Regions from separate parts of the Homo sapiens genome. Here region 2 is linked to region 1. Evidence: read pairs that join two places in POLR2A ChIA-PET (ENCODE). Cell type or tissue: OCI-LY7. All regions are shown on one strand.

Region 1 (2,500 bases):
AATAACTTTATGGTGTTTCATGGCAGGGAGCATAACTTAAACAGACTCCTTGTCTTTCCATTTTTTAATAACTTTATCTAATTATTAAATAATTTTTTCAGTCCTGGCTTAGCTGATTTCAAGTTTTGGCCTTTGGCTGTGTTCTAATTTGTGGGGTGTGTGTGTGTGTGTGTGTGTAAAACCCTAAGACATTTTCATTGTTAGATGCTAGAACAGGGTTGGTAAACTATAGTCCCCAGCCAAATCCAGCCTGTAGGCCATTGTTGTATGGCCCGTGAACTAGAAATGGTTTCCACATTTTTTATTGCGATTTAAATCATATATAATTCGTCATTTTCAAATGTACAATTCAGTTGGTTTTCGTATGTTCATAAGATTGGACAGCCATCACCACTAATTCCAGAACATTTTCATTACCCCAAAACGAAATTCTGTATTTATTAGCAATCATTTCCCATTCCTTCCTCCTCCAGGCCCTGGCCACCACTAATTCTATCTCTGTTGATTTTCTCATTCTAGACATTTCATATAAATAGAAGCCTACAATATGTGGCCTTTTATATCTAGTTTCTTTCACTTAGCCTAATGTTTTCAGGGTTCAGCCATGTTGTAGCATGTATCAGATTTTAATTCCTTTTTGTGCCTGAATAATATTCTTCTATATGGATTGGGTAATGAGGGCTCTACCATTGTGAATGGGTTAATCTATTCATGGATTAATGTACTGATGGGTTATCGTGGGAGTCAGACTGTTGGCTTTATAAGAGGAGGATGAGAGACCTGAGCTAGCATGCTCAGCACCCTCACTATGTGATTCCCTGTGTCACCTGGCTACTAAGCAGAGTCCCCACCAGCAAGAAGGCCCTCACCAGACACAGCCCCTCAACCATGGACTTCTCAGCCTCCATAACTGTAAGAAATAAATAGCTTTTTAAAAATAAATTACCCAGTTTCAGGTATTCTGTTATAAGCAACAGAAAATAGACTAAGACATTTCTACTTTTTGGATGTTATAAATAATGCTGTTTTGAATATTAATGTACAAATTGTTGTATATTTGCTTTTAGTTCTTCTGTGTGTATACCTGGGAATGGGGTATATGGTAACTGTTTAACTTTGTGAGGAACTGCCAAACTATTTTTGGTTTTTACATTTTTAAATGGTTGGAAATAATTTTTGAAATGAATATTTAGTGATGTGAAAATTATATGAAATTCAAATTTCGTTATTCATAAATACAGGTCTTTTTTGAACATAGCCATACTCATTTGTTTAAGTAGTGTTTATAGCCACTTTTGCAGAACAATGACAGAGGTGAGTAAATTTGAACAGATGGCCTACAAAGCCTAAAACATTTAGTAGTCTGACCCTTTACAGAAAGTCTGTGACCCCTGTGCTAGAATCATGAGATTCTAGGAGGAAGCTGTTCTGTGGTACTTTTGCTATGCAGTGTGTCTTGAGTGACATAAGACCTGAGCTGGTGAGAGAGGTTAGGACCTGCCACCCAGTGGCACCAATTCTCATAAATAGCCTTTCAGTATAGCTATCTGGTGATTTTAGGGTTGTTGGCATAGAAGTGTGTGTGTGTGTGTGTGTGTGTGTGTGTGTGTGTGTGAGAGAGAGAGAGAGAGAGAGAGAGAGAATACTGAAAACTCAGAAAATTCTCCTCTGATCTCTGCTATTACGCATTTCTGCTTTTTTTCTTTCTCAAAATGAAAACAGCTTCATAATTTTTACTTGTAAAAAGCATTCCCACATCACGTAATCCTGAGAGAATCTTTATTTATATTTTGATGAACATATTTCTTGATATTTCTCTGTAGATAGAAGAACACATAGATATGGAATTTTTACATAGCATAGTTTTTTTTCTGTTATTAGCTTTCCCCCTTGTATGTCACCATTATATTGTTGTTTAAATTTTTTAAATTTAATTTTATTTTTTATATATATTTTTTGAGACAAGATCTCACTCTGTCACTCAGACTGAATGCAGTGGTATGACCTCCTGGGCTTGAGCAGTTCTCCTGCCTCAGCCTCCCAGTAGCTGGAACTACAGGCATGCACCATGCCCAGCTACATTTTTTTTTTTTTTTTTTTTTTTTTTTTTTTTTTTTGCAGAGATGGCATCTTACTATGTTGCCTAGGCTGGTCTCAAACTCCTGGATGCAAGTGATTCTCCCACCTTGGCCACCCAAAGTGCTGGGTTTATAGGCATGAGCCACCATGCCTTGCCTATGTTGTCATTTCTAAATGCATAAATCTACATCTTTTTTTTTCAAATTGATTTTTTTGAGACAGAATCTAGCTCTGTTGCCCAGGCTGGAGTGCAGTGATGCAAGCTCAGCTCACTGTAACATCCACCTCCCGTGTTCAAGTGATTCTCCTGCCTCAGCCTCCTGAATAGCTGGAATTATGGGCACCTGCCAATGCGTCCAGCTAATTTTTGTGTATTTTTTGTAGAGTCAGGGTTTCACCAAGTTGGCCAGGCTGGTGTCGA
Region 2 (2,500 bases), 350 kb before region 1:
TGCCCTGTCTCAATTACTGACCCATGGTATCTGTGAGCCTAATAAAGTAGTTGTTTTAAATCACTAAGTTTTGGGTAGTTTCTGTTACACAGCAATAGCAATCAGAGTAATGCTGATGGAAATAATCCAGTAGAGGGAAGAATTGAGAAGGCAAGAAAAAGAGGAGAGAAATATAATGGTAAAGCCCTTGAAGGCAAAGGGGATGAGCTCTTCTACACAACTGAATGGAGAGGCTTTAGAGGGGATGCTAAACAATTCATTCATTATAAAGGTGAAAACGGCAAAGTACAGAGGACAGGTGGTTGCCTGGTGTACAGGAATTAGAGACTAGAAAAGGAGATGTGGGGTGGGGGGGTGGGAAAGAGTTTGCTGGTTTTTGTCATAAACATTGGTAAACCATTTCCTTTTTAAACTTTATACACATTTTACCATGTGATCCCACCTTTTTAAATTTTCTAGAAAAGATTTAGTCCATTCCCTCAATAGACAAGACTCACTGATTACGTGAGTTGCCTGAAATCATATACCATGCTGAGAGCAGGGTCAGTCCCTTATCCCCTGATTTCCAAAACAGTGCACTTACTCACATCACATGGCCCTTTATATTATAAAAATATTACCTAATAGCATTTTATTTCATAATCATAATTTATTAAACTAAAACCACTTAGTAAGAACTAATGAGTACTCTGTTTCCAATAACATACTAAAAAGATGAACAGAAGAATGTTCTTGGGAAGATCAAAATAAACATGCAAGCAAAGTAAACAGCCCATGGACCATTCTAACCTAGTTAACCCTTTGTAACTATACAGAAAAGCTTCAAAATAAATAATGCTTCTCTTTGTTCTTTCCAGTACCCCTAATTTCATCAATCATTCAACCCTCAGATTTATAAGTTATCGACCAAGAATTTCTCCTTCCTTTTAGAAACAAATATTTTATCACTTTATTCAAATTTTACCAGCACAAAAGCACCCAGAGATGGCTTGTCTAACCTTCTATCATTCAGAAAAAAACACAGAACCAATGCACACAGGAAGAATAGTACCTGGACAGTGTGATATATAAGACGATACAGACGAATGACAATCTGTTGAAAAATATCTCCTAGGTTTTATTATGCCTAAAATTCTCATCCTTAGTCCTAGTGATGGAGAGCTTTGGAAAAGTCTCCACTGATCACCCAACTGTCAAATCCAAAGGTCTTTTGTTAAACCGGAGAGAACAAAATATTAACAGTGGTTATTTCCACGTAGGGAAAGTATAAGCAATTTTCTTCTGTTTTTATAGATTTCTTATTAGGAAAAACACGAATACATCTTTTTAAGACCTTTTTTTGGATCTGATTCTTCTCATTTCTTGCCAATGATCAACATGTTGATCATTCCGCCTCCTAACCTATCCACTAATTTGCCTCTCATACTGTTTTTTTCTTTGTCTCCTTTACCCATTCCTCTCCTTTCACCCACCCGCTAATTATGGGCAATCCCACTCTTTTCTCTTAAGTACCACAGCACCAGCCTTAACTTCGCTAACAAATTCTAGTCATATGTCCCACTGTATGCTATCAATTTTCACTTGCCCATCCCACGGCCACCGCAAACTCAACATATCCACAATATACGCTCAACTGTCTACATCCCCTCTACCAGCTACTAACACTGCCATAACTATTTTTGTTAGTAACTGCCATTAATCAAACGGCAGTTTCTTTGTCATTAACTAGCTGAGTAACTTTGGACACATTTTTAAATCTCTCTGGTCTGAGTCCTAATATACAAAACATATAGACTTAGATGTTCTAAGATGTCTTGGAGAGTCAACACTCTTTGATTTCCTCCGTCACTGAAAAGCAAACCTTCAAGGTAAGGTAATCTTTAATCACTCTTCTCCCCTCCATTCTCCCTTCTTATCCAATCCATAATAATGTCTTGTGACATCTCTGCAATCTGACTTATTTCTAAGTCCTCATTACTTCAGGGCTCAATTATTTTCCTACCTCTTTCTACCATTCTCTTTCCAATTCATATGAGACCTAGCACTGGTGCTGCTTTGATTTTCCTAAAATACTTATTTCAGCAAACTCTTTCTCAATTCAAAACTTTTAAAGCTTCTCCATATCTACAGGTCAAAGTACATTCTTCTCATCCTAGCATTTAAAGACATCCATAATCAAATTCCAACTACATTTTTAACACAATTTCTTACTACTCTTTCACACAAATCTTCATTTCAGTCAAGTTATTTATGTACTGCTCTCTGAACATATCATACATATATACATATTTTGCCTTTGCTTACCCCCTCTACCAGTTCCTTCCTATTATGCAAAATCTCTGCTCAACTCAAGTGGTCTTAAATATCTGTAACTTTTATTATTTAGCTTATCTGCCCAATTATACTGTAAGTCCTTAGGGAAAGGAGCCTATTTTATATTTCTTTATTTCTCTTTTGAATACAGCCAAGTACCTTTTACATTGCAAGTATTAACAAATAT

Evidence for each region. Peaks named below come from ENCODE experiments on the same cell type or tissue, not always from the same donor. Only the 100,000 strongest peaks of a DNase experiment are listed, where the experiment ranks them.
Region 2: POLR2A ChIA-PET joins it to region 1 with 7 read pairs; 3 of 35 experiments call an interaction of 5 or more read pairs at or near these places.

What each region holds. Positions count from the first base shown.
Region 1 is chr9:4,643,801-4,646,300 of GRCh38, reverse strand. All of the region lies in intron 3 of SPATA6L (spermatogenesis associated 6 like), which reads left to right. Among named protein-coding and RNA genes, the nearest start is that of PLPP6, 17 kb to the left of the region's middle. In OCI-LY7, no CTCF peak of the experiment used is centred here; a DNase peak (open chromatin) is centred at 1,470.
Region 2 is chr9:4,989,543-4,992,042 of GRCh38, reverse strand. The region is part of intron 2 of JAK2 (Janus kinase 2); the gene reads right to left. It also overlaps a transcript of INSL6 not described here. Among named protein-coding and RNA genes, the nearest start is that of JAK2, 5.5 kb to the right of the region's middle. In OCI-LY7, no CTCF peak of the experiment used is centred here; no DNase peak of the experiment used is centred here.